Regions from separate parts of the Mus musculus genome. Here region 2 is linked to region 1. The links are chromatin loops, found by intact Hi-C in ENCODE. Cell type or tissue: heart. All regions are shown on one strand. Each heading gives the region's core, and the rest is flanking DNA. Links, peaks and the distances in the headings are about the cores only.

Evidence for each region. A loop is a pair of places that touch in the nucleus more often than their neighbours do. Peaks named below come from ENCODE experiments on the same cell type or tissue, not always from the same donor. Only the 100,000 strongest peaks of a DNase experiment are listed, where the experiment ranks them.
Region 2: it touches region 1 in a loop (2.6-fold over the local background); 10 of 42 quality-filtered maps call a loop at or near these places.

The regions. Positions count from the first base shown.
Region 1 is chr13:44,730,033-44,738,027 of GRCm38, forward strand. Jarid2 (jumonji, AT rich interactive domain 2) reads left to right here and starts at 1,239. Exons shown (of 18, transcript NM_001205043.1): 1 at 1,239-1,884. The coding sequence starts at 1,840. In heart, for the core only: CTCF peaks have their summits at 3,520 (motif pointing right) and 3,722; DNase peaks (open chromatin) are centred at 3,559 and 3,909; H3K4me3 peaks cover 3,288 bases; H3K27ac peaks cover 3,555 bases.
Region 2 is chr13:44,301,339-44,309,333 of GRCm38, forward strand. No RefSeq gene overlaps it. Among named protein-coding and RNA genes, the nearest start is that of Gm29676, 45 kb to the left of the region's middle. In heart, for the core only: a CTCF peak has its summit at 3,971 (motif pointing right); DNase peaks (open chromatin) are centred at 3,973, 4,503, 5,153 and 6,213.

The DNA of each region.
Region 1 (7,995 bases), core at 1,412-6,411:
GCACGCGGGCCGGCGACCACGAGGCCGCGAGCTTTCGCCGGGAGGCTGCCCCAGCCGCGTCTGCCTCGCGCGTGGGGTCGCGTGCGGCCGCGGGCCGGCTTGGAGCCGTGACCTCGGACCACCCCGGCGGCCGAGCGGCCGCCCGCTTGCTCGGCACACGGGCGCTTGTCCTGAGGTGACACCGCCGGCAACGGCTGAAGCAAGCGGGCGCTGCCGATCAGCGAGTTCGCACCGAGCGAGGATCCCTCTTGGTGCGTGGCCCAGTTTGGCTGAGGACCCGCTCCAACCCCTCGCTGACACCGCCCCCCGCCGCCGCCGCCGCCACGCTCCGAGGCCTTTCCCCCGGGAAGCCTGGCGGCTTGCCCTCGCGGGCCCGCGGGCGCGCTCTCGCGCGCCGATTCCTCGATTCCACAGGCGGTTCGCGCCCGGGGTGGGGGCGGGGCGGGGCGCGCGGGGCCGGGCCGAGCCGGGCCGGGCCGGGAGGGCGGCCCCCGCGGGGAGGGGACTGGGGGGCGGGGCCGGCGTGGGGAGTTCCTCGCTCCCGGACCACACGCTCCGCGGGCCAATCCCGAGCCAGCCTCTAGCAGTGTCGCACGCGGGACACGTCCAAGCGTTTGTTGGCAGGGCCCGGGGAAGGGGGAGGGGGAAGCGATCGGGGAAAAGGGAGTTGAGTGACAGGAGGCGTGGGGCACGCTGGGAATTGTAGTTCTTCGCTTCCGTGGCCATAGCCATTTTGTAGTCAAGGGACTACAACTTCCAGAAGATCAAGGGGACTATTCTAAGGTGCCCCGGGAATAGGCGGCTCTCCCCCGGGCCGGGCGTCCTGGGGCACTGGTACCCAGCTGCCCGGCTGCAGGTAGACGTGAGGGCAGTGGCGAAGGTTTGCATGCGGCGACTGTTGGGTGAGCGGACTGCGGGTGGGGGGGGGGGGGGGGAAGGGGCTGAGGTGGAGCGACCGAGCGTGCCATGCATTGAGCTAGGGAGCCTCTCTCAATTCCACGACTGGGCTCGGCGTGGGAGAGGCGCCTGACGGGCGGCCCGCAGAGGCTTCGTGGAGGCCTTTCCGGGGTCTCGTCGACGGGGCTGCGGGAGTTCTCCGCACCGGGCCGGGGCTTGTGGGCAGAGGTTAGGCAGGCGTGCGGGGGGCTCAGCTGTGGGAGTTTTCGGCTGGCGGGAGGTGGCGAATTAGCCGAGGAGCCCTAACTTGTATAAAAGCAGAGTCCATTTAAAGTTGGGCTGGCTAGCCTCTCTCTCATTGGTTAAGGGGCTTGGAAAAAAGAGACTCGGCGAGCCCTCCGCTGTGGTGCTGCCGCCGCCACCGCCGCCGCTGGAGTTGACTCTTCTGCTCGCACTGCTGCTGCAGCACAAACGTGACTTCCAACATTTTAAATTTATCTTTTCCTTTTTTCTTCTTCAAGATGTAACTACAGATCAGATACTAAGGACCTTCACGTTTCGCTGATGTAGTTTTTGGAAGAAAAAGGGGGGGAGTGAAGGGCGTCGGTTTTTTTTTTTTTCTTCTTTTTTTTTCTTTTCTTTTTTTGTGTCTGTTGTATGTTTCGGGGGAAATTTTCCATTATGAGTGTTTTACTAAAGTGAATTTTTCTTGTTTGCTTCGCTCGTCTTTGGCTCTTTTTATATTTTTTCTTTTATCCTTCTCAATTTCGGATTTATTTCAAGGCGAATCTGGTTTTGGGGGAAGAGGAAGAAAAGTCGGATTACAAGATCAACCACCACCAACAACAATAAAAACCACCAGGATATTTTTTTGCAAATTTCTGACGGCTTTAAATTCATGAAGCAATTGTCCCCTTTTGCAATCAGCATTTGGATCTCAGAATGAGCAAGGAAAGACCCAAGAGGAATATCATTCAGAAGAAATACGTAAGTGCTCTTAACAACACATCCTTTGGCTTGCAGTTTTAAGCGATGGTTGTGAATGTCAAGTTTATAGATAATTCTGCAGCTGAAAGGTTTTAAACAGCGTCCGATAAAGCTCTTTCTTTTCCGAAAGGGCTTTTCAGGCAAAGTCGTGTCTGCCTAGTTTGGTTGAGAAAACAGACTGGTGTAGAGATACCTCAAGTATATAAATTGACCTCGAATGACACAACGTTGATGTAGTTTTGGTGAAAGGCAAGGGGTTTTGGTGGAGGTTGGGGTTCTGTGTGTGGGGGCCCCCGCAGTGATCTAACTGCATTCTCGGGCGGATTTGGTCCCATATTGCACTTTGCATACAAATGAGCCTGTTATTAGTGTTATTTGGAAAATCGTGTAAGGTATGTGTGTTGGAAGCTAAGTTGCAATCCAGAGTACGATTATGGCGATCTTCTAGCACTGGCACATCATTTAATATATGTGGCCCTTTTGGCTTATCTAGCTTGCAACATGACCCAGTTGGGAATCATGTTACTGGGAATGCATTTATTGGTATTGACTTTTATAAAGAGGCTGGTTTTGGTTCTAAAGATTCATGGTTTCTAGTTTGAGGGGAAAAACATAGCTCATGTAAAAGTATATGTGTGCCTGAGTGAATGCATGTTAATACGAATAATTTCTCCCTGAAAACTGGGTTTCTGAGATTGGGTTGTGATGGTTAGGTTTGTTTTGTGCACAGTATAGCAGCGTCTTGCTTGGCATAGGGAGTGTTTTTGTTTTGTGTAGTGGCTTTTTTTTTTTTTTTTTTTTTTTTGTAAGTTTGGGGGGAGGGAGTAGAGAGGGAAACCAGGGGATTAACCAAATATGCACTCGAGTGATCCGGTGGTTAGCTGCGTATGCTTTAGAGCAAAGTACACTTTTTTCCCCCAGAAAAAAAAAAGGCCCTTGAAGATAAATAAAGAACAATGCGACCCTATGAGAAAGTTTTATTTAACTAGGGTCGATGATTTGGTCTTAATATTTTTCCTTTTTGGTTAGAGAGGAGTGTATAATGGGAGATGACCTTCTGGGCAGTGGTTTTGTTAAATGTGTACACACACACACATTTAATGGAAAACCTGAATTTCTCCCGGAGAGCTGATCCTAATCTATACACGTAAACTTAACTTGAAAGAAACGTAAGATTAAATGAAGCTCAACTTACAAAGCCTACTCCATAAGGAATTTAAGAATTAAAATACATCCGCATTGCAGTGGGCCGGGTAAAGCGCAAAGGACTAGTTTAAACTCGATGTGTAGAAACTGCATGGACACACAGCCTTGCCTTGGAGCGTGGACTCCTTCCCAGAGCATGTCTCCTGACGTAGCCACAAAGGATATGGGGTAGAACTTGGGACGAGAACCCCCACCCTATCCCGGACCCCGATAAGTTGGAGAACACCGTGGGTAGGCATTTTGTTTTTTTGTTTTTTTTTGCTGGAGGCCAGCGGACCCTGTGGAGTCTGGACATCCGGCCGCAAGCCGGCGGTGGCTGTGCGAGGCAGAGCGTGAGTTGCTGCTGCGGGAGCCGAGTCTGCTCACGCGGTGCTCCGGACGCAGCCGGCCGGGAGGGTGCACGGGGCCCACAGCGCTTTGGGCCGTAGCCCGGGCTCGGGCCGCGGGCGCGCGGGCGGCCTGTAGGGGGCAGACTCCGGGTTGTGCTCTGGCTGGGCGGGTGGGTGGGGCTCGCGGGTGGCTCGGCGTGCTGACTCGGGGCGGGACGGGCTGGGTGAGTGAGGCTAGGGGGTGGTGGTGGTGGGGGTGAGGAAGGGAAAGATGCCTCGGGCGCCCCCCGCCGCGCGTAAGGCTCAGCTCTTACGCCGCCCTGCCCGCGGGCTCCAGCGCAGTCTCGAGCAACAGGTTAAGCAGGAGAGACGTCAGCGCGCCCCCTCCCCTCCCCGCGGCCTTCTTTTGCCTTGCGCCTTTGCACCCCCCATCCGGGCCGTCACGTCCTCTCTCCGCCCCTTGCCCCCAGTGGCTTTGAGTCCTCGGTTCTCCCCCTTCGCGAGCTGCCGCTGTCTGTTGTCATTGTGACGTCACAAAGGGACAGCCCAGTGGAACCTTCCTTTCCTCCGTGCTGTCAAAAGTCGGGCGGGAGGTTCCAGGCGCTGCCTGAGTAGGAGCTCCGGGAGTGCGGTGCTGTGCTGTGCGGTGCGGGGCGTGGGAGGAGGCAAGGGCCTGTGAGGGATGTGCCCGACCTGGACCTTCCGCTCTGAGTCAGTGTTCCAGGTCCCAGCAGGTGAGCATTGGGAAGCCTTTTACCCCTCACCGAGTGCCCTTGAACCTTCTCAAACTACTTAGGGGCAGGAGAGCAGGGGTGAGGCTCCTTAACAGGAATATTTTCACTCCACAGTTCTAGGTCTTTTGATTGTGGGACGTATCACTGTAATTCCCACTCACACCCATGCTAGTGAAAGGAAAGAAAATTGCATTTAGGAAGAGCTTTTTTTAACCTTCTATATGGTTGGAGTTTGAGGATTTTGTTACTTTGTTGCGTTGGGGTGCCTTTCCAGGAGGTGGCATGATAACTTTGAAGGGGATGTTGCATAGCATCAGCTGTTGCCTTAAGCTTTTCCTTGTTTTTGGGCAAGAGCTGTCTTGTCTGTGCCCAGTCATCTGCTCCTTACTGTATCTTGGGGACTCCGGAGAGGAAGGACTCCAAAGAGCACTTGATTTAGAGATCCACTGGGCTTAGTTCTTAACAGAATCAGTGGTTCAAAGTGGAAAGTCACAGCTGCTTTTGTCACTTTACTAAGTTACTGAGATTATGTGGGCGGAAGATAGAAAACAGTGTGCCGCTGTAAGTGGAAGGTGGCATTATTACTTGAGCTGGCTGGTGGAAGGTAGCATGCTTCCTGCAATTGGTCTCAAAAGCTTTACATGCCTTCGATTTAGTTTATTGCCTTAGCCAAGAGTTTGAGTGTGATTGTAGATGGAAGGCTTTGGGAGAAACTAGTATTATATTTCTTATTAAATGACATCCTTGAGAACCTCATAAATTGAAATATAATCCTGTCTTAATTGTGTTGGGCATGACTCCCACTACAGTACCTTAGATAACTGGAAAAGGGTGCCTTTCAGAGCCCCAATTCACTTGGACAATAAAACAGTTGCATGTTTCCCCCAGTGTGTATTTTCTGCCATCATTCCTGTAGATGGTTATTCTTAGGGGAAGTAGGGGATGATAACCAGGCCATTTGATCTTAGCTTGATACCAGATAGGAGCAGACACTTCAAAATCCAATGATCAGACTGGTGTTCAGGATGACTTTAGCAGAATTTGTACCCCTGAGTTATAATAATGTTAAAAATAGCACATGCCATGACATCCTCACATGTGGAAATCACAGGACAATGCTGACTCTGCACTTTCATCTTTACTTGGTGTTGAATTCAGAACTTAAGGCTTGTTTGGAAGACTTTACCTTTCCCTGTGGACAGAGTTGTGTCACCAGCTTAACCTAATCTGTTTAGGGATCAAGTTTTTCAAATTCCTCTAATTCCAGACTTGTAAAGTGGAGACAGTTAAAGGTCATCTTTAGTTACATATCCAGTCCCAGTTCATGCCCTTCTGGGCTCCATAAAAAACCTTCTCAAACATTCCCTGCTCCCTGTGTGGCTCAGTTGTTTTGTCTTAGCAAACAGGAATTCCTGTTTTCAGTCCCTATCTCCAAATACACTGGGCCCGATGGTATTGAATTAGGAGGTTTAAGGAGGAGGGTCAGGAGTTCAAGGTCATCCTGTTACATAGCATGTAGAAGGCCAGCAGCTGGAAATATGAGACCCTCTCTAAAACATACCCAAGACTACCCCAAGACCGCAGAAAGGGAGTTAACCTCATAAAGTTCAGAAACAGAGTTGTACTACAATTATAGCTGCAAATAGGTAGCTCAGTGCTGGAGTGCTTTCTTGGCATGGACAAAGTCTCAGGGGGTTAGATCTCTAGCACAAAAAATGGTCAAATGAAATGATTGCTGTCTTCTGTCATGGTTGGTACACACCTTTAACCCCCAGCACTGGGAGGCAGAGGCAGAGGTGGGCATGCATATCTTAGTTTGAGGCCATCTTGGTTTATACAGGAAGTTCCAGGCCAGCCAGGACTAGGTAGTGAGAATGTCTCCAAGAGTTAGCTTGCTTTTCCTTTGTTAAATAAACATGGTGGTATTTTACAGCTCTGAAGGGAGAATTGAAGTTGTTAGTTGCCTTGTTTTTCCTTTTCCCACATTTATAATACTTTACTTGTCTTGGAAAATCCTTTCCTTTCCCAAGGAGTCTAGGGTGGAAATGCTTTATATTTGGTAGAATTTAGGGTCTTGCATGTGCTAGGAAAGCTGTGGTACCAAACAACCCCAGTTGTAGGTGGCAGCAACGTTGGACACCCACTATAAGAATGGCATACAGAAGCAAAGCCAGGTTGATGATGCGTTAAATTTAAAATGGATAATAATATATGTTCAGGTGGGTTCTTATTTTCTGGGTTGTTTATAATTAATATTTCATGCCCATTGATGTTTTGCCTGCATGCCTCTGTGGATATCCTGAAACTGGAATTAACAGGATGCCATGTAGGTGCTGCAATGTAGGTGCTGGGAATTGAACCCAAGTCCTGGAAGAGCAGCCTCTGCTCTTAAACTCTGAACCATCTTTCCCGCCTTTATTACTCTTTTTTAAAGGGCTGATATTTCTACAGATATATCCACACAATCTTTTTTTTTTTTTTTTTTTTTCCTAGACAGGTTTTTCTCTGTATCCCTGGCTGTCCTGGAACTCACTCTGTAAACCAGGCTGTCCTCGAACTCAGAAATCCACTTGCCTCTGCCTCCCAAGTGCTGGGTGTGTTCTACCACTGCCCCCCCCCCCCAAAAAAAAATTAAATTATTTGTATGTGTATGTGAGGTGGCTCTGGATGCTACCTCACACATAAGGATGCTAGGGCACAGCTTGGAGGAGCTGGTTCTACCATGTGGATTACTTGCTGAGCCTTCTTTGTTGGGAGTTGAATATTTTTGTCTATAGCCACTGGCCCAAATAACCAGCTAGAAATATTTTGTAGTTAAGAGGGTTACTAGATAGATATTTCAGTTCACATGGTTAGAACTGCTCCCCTCCCTCCCCCATACTGGGTTTGTCTAGGGATCTGAGAGGCCCCTGTAAGTGTCCTGATTATTTAAACTTCAAAAGGAGGACATCTTTTAGAGTTTCTGTCTGGTTTCTGTTCTATTAACAATAGAACTGTCTCGAAAGAGGATGAGGGGAAAATTATATTAAGTCAAGTATATAAACACTTGTTAAAGGCCAAACTGGGATGTTTTGAATTTGTTACTTTGTCTTGGTCATGGTAGTATTTGGAATTAAGCTCTGGCCATGTTAATTTAAAGTTAGTTGCAGTGTTCAAACCCTACTGATATTATTGGCCCAGATCTCCCCAAAACTTGTTAGTTCTCCTAACTAACCTGCTTGCCTAGCCTCCTGGCCATAGGTGCAGAACATTCTGGTTATTAATCTGCAGCTTCTGCCCAGTGGGCAGCTGTGGGGTGTGCCTCTGTCCCCTTTGGCTTCTACCCAGAAGGCTTGCCAAGTGTCAGTTGTTTGTTCCCAAATCTGGTTATTCCAGTTGGGCTTATTCATGTAATTACAATTAAATCTTATGTAAACCTTGAAATGACTGTGAAAACAGTTGGTTCAACTTTAAGTTGAATGCTTTGGAGGAGACGTGATAAAAATGCTAGGAAAAAAGATGTTAGCTATAGATAGATACGCTGGATGTTTTGACATTGTGGATTCTTCAGGAACATGGCATTCCACTTTGGTGGTGGTATGGTGGACTAAGTCACACCTCCAGTCTCCAGGTCGATCCCTAAATGCCCAGGTTCTCTTAATCAAAACATGTGGCACAAGTCTGAAAGGAAATTTGTACTCAGAAATAAGACTAATTGGATGGAAAGATTAACTGAGATCCCAGCATTGGGAGGCTGAGACATGAGAATTGCAATGATTTTAAAGGTAGCAAGGGCTAATAAAGTGAGAGATACTATCTCAATAAAAGAAAACGATTAGAGAGAAAAGTGTGTTTTATTTATC
Region 2 (7,995 bases), core at 1,538-6,537, 430 kb before region 1:
TCAGTGACCATTCACGTCTCCTGTTTCTCTAAATCGTGCCCTTCCTGAGGACAACAACCAAGTCATGTGCGTGTTTCTCTAGCACAGTTCAGGGTGTTCTGGCTGCTTTGTAACCTGCTTGCAATCTGTACTTCAAGAGTTAAATCATCGGGGCTAGAAAGAAGGCTCAGAGGTTAAGAGTGCTTGATGCTTATACAAATGGCCAGAGTTTGGTTCTCAGCACTACAATCGGGCAGCTAACAACTGCCTGTAAGTCAATTTCCAGAGAATCCAATACCTTCTTCCAGCATCTATAGGCATAAACATAAAGGATACAATAAATAAATAAACAAGCAAACAGTTAATTAATTAACTTAACTTAGTAAGTCCTGAAAAAGATGAGTTAATAGAATTCAGGATTTTGGTTTCAAATGGGGCTCGGCAAACAATAATCATAGTTGCAAAATCAGAAAGAGAGAAAAATAAAATTCTAAACCGAAATCCTTGGAAGAACGGGTTCTGTATGCTTAAGAATCTTTTCTCACAGGTCACTGGATTTAAAGACAGTGCAGACAGCCCCAAGCATCACAGGGTTGCTTCAGTTCGTTATTTAAGAGCCAAAACAGGACCGTGAAAGAAGCTGTCTGGAGCCTGATTCAGCCCTCACTCTGCCAAGTGCAGGGTCACATGTGGCCAAGCAAAGCAGAGCCGATGAAAGCCAGTACGTCAAGCTTCCTATCAGATCCTCGGCTCTAGCTGCTGCTAGCATTTCACACGGCACCGGTCACACCTGTGTTCTCAAGCCAAGAACACTGGCCAGCTCAGCACCTTCTGAAACCCACGGGGCTGGGATCCAAGGCAAACATGAAATAACAGGTGACTCACGGCAGTGAGAACCCAGCAGCTGCCATTGTAATCCACGGAGCTCACCCACAATGCAACAGGGCAGGGGATAACTTGCAGTGAGTCGGATTTAGGGTTGGTTCAACCTTCAATCTTGTGAGGATAATAAGTCAGTAATTGCTGATGATAAATTCTTGCCTCTCCTCTTCTTGGTCTAAGAGTATTATTAGCTCTCCTGGATTAGAGAGCTAGGCTCCATGTTAGAAATGAGATACCCCGATCCCCACCACACACCCTTAAAGATACAGCCTCTGTGGAGATGACAACAAAAAAGCCAACAACCTAATCCTACCACTCTAGAGGATGAGACAGGGGAATTACCATGTCTTTAAGACCAGCCTGGTCAATATTGTGAATACCCAACCAGACAGGGCTATGGAGCACAAAGTGTCTCAGAAGCAAAAAACAAAATGGCAACAACCCTCACTCTCACACCTTTTCCTTGTGAACTGAGCTCAGAGGAGCAGATAGACTTGGGGCATTCTCTCTAGTCCTATCACCATTTCAAAAGACATCAGCAGGACATCTAAGGCAGAGAGGAAATGACACAGGTTCAGCATCAGATTTTGTTTCTTAGGTCTACCAGCAACAATGGAGAGAAACAGGGAAGGATGCTAAATCTTCAAGAATAAGGGTTAGTTCTTGCTGTTCCTGATGTCTCTATTACATCAGAGTCTTCATTATACAGAACACTTTGACCTGGGTAGTTCTTAGTCCCAAGAGTTCAGAATGTCAACACTTTCTTCATTCAGTGGATATATATATATATATATATATATATATATATATATATATATATCAAGCACTTAAGGTACCAGATGCTATTGCAAGTTCTGAGATGTAGAAGTCACTGAAGCAGAAGTCTCTGGTCTCCAGCAGCTTCTACTCAAAGGAAAGAGCCAGTTAACAAGTGCATAAGCAAGTGGACTTAGATGCGGATCCAATTTGATTTTGAGTGTCCCCTAAAGGGCCATTGGTACAAGGTTTGGTCCGTAGTCCTAGTGTTCCTGAGAGGTAGTGGATCTTTGGGAGGTAGGACTTTGTTCAGAGGTTGGGTGCATACCACTGAAAACCACTGAAACTTTGGTCCCTCGTCTCTGTTTTCTTGCCAACTGCAAGTATATAAAAATTTTCCTCTGCCACATACTTCCATCATGGTGTACTGTTCGGTCACAGGCCCTAAAGCAACAACACCAAGTGACCAGGAACTGAAATTATGGAGCAAAATGAACCTCTTCATCTTTATCAATTAATTACCTCACGTATTTTGTTTGCTAACATAGATAGTGATAGAGACTGTGGAAAAAATAGACAAAATTAAGAAAAAGATGGAGAAGAGTGTGTATGGAGTGTTGAAGGGTTTTCCTGGAAAGTCTTATAAAAGAGAATACATTACAGGAAGATCTAAACAGAAGCCTACAGAATTGTGAAGCAGTGTTTGGAGGAGGCAGAAATATTGAACGCTCTGAGCAAGAGAAGGATTGTTATGTTTGCCAAATAGCCAAGAAGGGTAGAAGATCATGTGGAAGGGAGGGAGGGGGGGGGCTTTTCCAAGAGAAGCAGACGCCAAATCATAAGTGAGAACGTTGACCTGGACTTGACATATCTAGTCCCCATTTGGAGACAGAGACACACCAGTTATTTCAACAATGCTAATTGTCTTAGGGTTTCATTACTGTGAAGAGACACCATGAACAAGGCAGCTCTTACAAAGGACATTTAATTGGGGCTGGCTCACTAGTTCTGAGGTTCAGTCCATTATCATCATGGCCGGAAGCATTCAGGAAGGTAGGGCACTGGAGGAGCTGAGGGTTCTACATCTTGTTCCGAAGGCAAACAGAAGACTGACTCCTCAGGCAGCTAGGAGGAGGGTCTCAAAGCCCACCCCCACAGTGACACACTTCCTCCAACAAGGCCACACCTACTCCAACAAGACTTCACCTCTTAATAGTGCCGCTCCTTGGGCCAAGCATATTCAAACCACCACACTAATTTAATGAAAAAACAAAACAACAAAACAGAACATACACACACATACACACACACAAAGAACCTCAATATAAAGTCGACATCCTGGTAAGTGAAAGGCTAGAAAAAGAAATCAAGATGCCTTTGAAATAACCATGGAGGGAAACTGTCTCCATCCTTAGAGGTGGGAAAACAGGAAGATGGTACTAGATTATCAAAGTTAGACGCTGGGTTGGAGCCCAGACCTCTGAGACAACAAGAGAGTTGTCCTTGAAGAAGTGCTATGAGGCTAGTTCTCCAGTGAGGGGAAGTTTGCAAAGAGAATTGAACTTCTGATAAAGGAAAGAACTCCATGGGGAAATGGCTGAGGTGCTGTTCCTAGGACCTGCAGGCCAACAGGAAGTCACAGAAAGCAACCCAGGAAGAATCACGACCCTGCTTTCTCCTCCCTCTGGCAGCCTTTCTGTTGGGCCCAACTTTGTTAGAGTCCGAGAACAAAGCAGAGATGGGGCTTTCAGGGGTTCAGTAGCTGAGCTCCAGCAGCATAAAAGAAGCATAGTTTGGAGTCGAGAGGCAGTAACTTTATCACTGACACTAACAGAATGAGTCAAGAAGGCCCCGGAAGATTTTTACACAAGAATCCAACGAAGGCTGACTCAGTCTTGACAGCTGTGAGCAAAAGGTTGGGTATCTGTATTATAGGAATCCTACTGATAGCTGGAGTGTAGGCTGTGACAAGGAGGAGGAGGAGGAAGAGGAGGAGGAGGAGGAGGAGGAGGAGGAGGAGGAGGAGGAGGAGGAAGATTCCAGAGTCACTCCCACACTTTAGCCTGATCAAGAAAATGTGGTGGAGAAGCACAGAGTGACCAGGAAAAGCTCTAATTGCTGAGGAACTAGATACACAATAGTGTAGATCAGAATAATGTATAGAGACCCACCCAACCATAGAGAGAGGATTAGATGAGGTCACCAGAACTGTGTCCACACCGCTCCCCAGGTGAAATGGCTAGGAATGACATCTGGTGTCAGAAGACTGTGGACTTAAATTTCAGATCCCAGTCACCCACTGCTCTGACTTGAATGTGAACCGCTCTTCATAGGCTTGTGTGTTTGAACGTTGGTCTCCAGCTGGTGGCGCTGTTGTGAGATCTTCCGAAGATGGAGCCCTGCATCATCAGGGGTGGGCCTTGAGGTTCGGTAGCACAGCCCCACTTCCTCCTGTTCTCCCTCTGCTTCCCCAAGTTCCTCCCACCAAGTCTTCCCCACTATAATGGCCTGTATCTCCTCTGGAACAGTAAGTCAAATAGTCTTTTTGTCAAAATGACTTGGCTTGTGTGAGGAAGGTGTGCAGTCATGGAGGGAAAACTCTCATGCCAGTGCCTGCCATACACTAGAGATCCAGACAGCAAGCATCACAGAAGGAAAAAAGGGAAGTTGGTAGAAGGGAGGGAGGAGAGAGGGATGGACGGAGGAAGGAAAGCTACAAATACATTCTAAGAAGACATTATCAGTGTTAGGTATCAAACCAAGGACAAGTCTCACTCAATACCTGTGGCTCCGCCCAGCTTTCCCAGCATCCCTCAGTACCTAGGGCTCCTCCCAGCTCTCCCAGCATCCCTCAGTACTCGTGTCTCCTCCCAGCATTCCTCAGTACATGTGGCTCCTCCCAGCACTTCTCACCTCACTCCCTACCATAAACCTTTCTCTTCCAGGGGCTGGGCTTCCCTTCCCCCCAGCTTTAGGTCTCTATATAACTTGGCCATTTTGGCTACCCCTATCTCACAGTCTGAGTTGCCTCTCTTGCTCTCTCCTCTCCTCTCCTCTCCTCTCCTCTCCTCTCCTCTCCTCTCCTCTCCTCTCCTCTCCTCTCCTCTCCTCTCCTCTCCTCTCCTGGTCCGTTTTAGTAGGCCAACCATGTTCACCCTGGACCCTTCGCTCTGCCTGCTTTCTCCCTTATATCTACAATAAAAATCTCCGTAGTCTAGAAGTAGTCACGTCTTCCTCTTTTATTTCATTCCTTTTTTTTCCCCCCCATTCCATCAGCAAATCCTTTAAAATACCCGAACTGAGTCTTCAGGCAAGCCCAAGAGAGCAACGGAAACCTCGCCAGGAGATGAACTTTTAGGACACGAGGTTGTTAGTCACATGTATGCTGCAGATGACTCAAAAATAAACACTGCCCTGTGACAGCTCTGGGCCTGGAGCTCTGATGCCACTCCCTCCAAGCTAGCCTGGGAACCAAGTCCCCTCCGCCATTGAGAGCTGGCCTCTCACTCCTCACATGGCATGGACTTTCCTTCCAAGAGCTCAGCTACATGGTTATGTAAGGCTCTCCTGTATTCCTGGGCCAAGAACTGAGTCAGCCGCCTGCTTAGATAGGTCAGTTCAGGAAACCAAACCACACAGCCCGGGAGGTAGAGAAGCCAGTGAACCTGCTGCGAGCTGGCTGTCCTCGGGGGCAGCCAGAACGCCTCCTTCTGACCCGGGAGTGTGGAATCCAAGCCTCTCTGCAGGTCAGGCCGAAGGACCTTTGAACCAAGACTCTCTGTGGCCGCGTTGTTTAGGGATCAAAACTGTTCACTTGGCTCCTCTGACAACCTTTTCCCACACAAGCATGCAATACTTTCACAGTACCAAAACCCTCACTGTCTAAAGACTCCATTCCAAACAGCTGTTCCTGGAGGCTGAGAGAACCTTCTAGAACAGCTGTTCTCAGCCTGGCTGAGTCGATGCCTCTGGAGATGGGCCCAGAGAATTGAGGAGGAACAATTTAAGTTCTTCAAGTGTTTGGGCTGTGTGTTTTAGAACTCGCCATTGGAGATTTTCAGTGATGCTAAAGCTATCACTGGTCTGGGTAAAGATACATCAGACGTGATTATCACAACGCTCAGGTCCTTTCCTTCCTCTCGCCTCCATCCCTGACAATAACCAGGACAAACCAGATCCCTAACCTTGCTTGGTCTCTCAACCTCAGGGTTAACTGAAGCTGGGTCCCCTCCAACACCCTTCTGTTATCCTCTGAACCTAAACACAGCCCAAAGAGAACTGTGACAGAGTTGGGAGTCTTGAAAGTCTGATGATAGACGCCAAGCCATTCGGAAGGATCCTGCTACAAAAACAGGCCGTCGGGGAAAGACGGAGAATGCGTTCCCACTAGGGAAGAAGCCCCTGCAGGATAGAATGCCCTCTCTTTTGTTCTAGCATCTTCTGCAATGGTCTGGAGAGACGCTTCAGTATAGTGCTTTCCTTACAAGCACAAGTACTCGAGTTCGATTCCTAGAACCCATCTTTGGGGTGAGGGAGCTGCCAGGCATGTGTGATCCCAAAGCTAAGGAGGTGGAAACAGGAAAGTTCCTGGAGCTGACCAGCCAGACAGCCTACCTTACCGGGTAAGTAACAAGCCAGAGAAAGACTGTGAACCACTCCTGGGGAATGACCATCAAGTGTGCTCACGCACAGACACAAAAGCCACTTCTGGCTTGCTCAGCACTTTACACAGTCTCAGGGGCCCAGCAGAAGCTTCCAAGGAATGGACAGGAATGGCCACTGCAAATAGAAGATCTGTCTGCAAGAGGTCGCACTTTAACTTGTCTGCCACCAATTGGTTTAAAATAAAGTGCCACAGGTAACTGCAGCATTTCACCGGTTTTTTTGGTTTTTTTTTTTTGTTTTGTTTTTTGTTTTTTGTTTTTTTTTTTTAGGAAAAACAACAGCAATGGTTCCTCTTGCCTAGCCCAGGATCCATCCCTAGGACTGAAAAGAAGGGGGAGCTGGAGAGGAGAGGGGGAATATGATAGAGGATGTGATGAAGAGCCAGCCAGCCTCCTTTCTTTCTCTGTGCCTCAGTTTCCCTACCAAATTCGGACATCTGAACCCCATTCACTGGAAGCTAAGTGGAGCTTCAGCCGTCCCAATTTTCAACAATTCACATGTTCCCCCCCACACACACACACACCTCACAAGCCCCTCCCCCACTTTTTTTTCCCCTTTTGATTCATTCCCGAAAGCTTCTATTATCAATCACTGCATGAGGTAAATTTTCAAATCAGCAGTCAGGGTTTTTAAGCCGCATGACTCCTATTACAGGCAAAAGGAAGCAGGTGACCAACACCAACGCAATCTCAAAAATCCACACTGCGGGCGGGCGGGAGGGCGGGCCTTCCTCCGTTCATTCCCTCATTTCCATGGCTTGCATCAAGGATGGGTTTTTAACAAAGCCTTTCCTGAGGAAGGCGCTACCATTCACAGGGGGCCGAAGGGAACAAGGAAGAGAAAACAGGGAACTAAATAAGGAAAGGAAGAACAGAATCCGAGCACACACATGTCCGTGCACGTGTCCCTTTGGGGTGTTTGAGCATCTCCCAGCAGGCTCCAATAGGATTTGTCTTGAAACTGCCTGTTCCTGTGCTCTCTCGTTCTCTCTCTCTCTCTCTCTCTCTCTCTCTCTCTCTCTCTCTCTCTCTCTCTCCTCAATCTTTCTGACTGGCTAAGCCACTCCCCTTCCAATGTCCCTAACTGTGCTCTCCTTACCTCAGGCATTTTCCCATCCCAAGAGGAGGCAACAAGTCTATCCTTCTCCTCTCTGGCCTCCTGATTTTTTAATGTCGCACTGTGGTTGAATTTTTGTACTGTGCCTTTAACCAAGACACTTGGTACAGTTGGGCCTCCCTATCCTTTGGAGATCTGGACAAACCCCACACACTCAATTTGGGGGCTCTGAAAGTCTAGTTTCCCTGTGCAATTTCAGCCAGTTGAAGGTATTTTTCTCTCCCATGATGCCCTTGGTCACTATTTGCTATGTACTCATTCATATGGACCCCATCCTGTATTCAACACCATTCCCACACAATACTTAGCAAATGATATAAGAAGAAAAGGTCTTCACTGTAGGATATCTCAGTGATTAAGAGTGTGCCATTTCTGCAAAGGACTAGAGTTTGGTTTCCAGCATCTCTGTCAGGAAACTCACAACCACCTGTAACTCCAAGTCTTGGGCTCAGACGCTCTCTTCTCAGACCCAGCAGGCACCTGAACTCGTGCGTACATAGTTGCACACAGACACATGGACACACATAACTAAACATAATAAAAATGATGATTCTTAAGAGGAAACATTCATTTCCAGCATAAATGAGGAATACATGA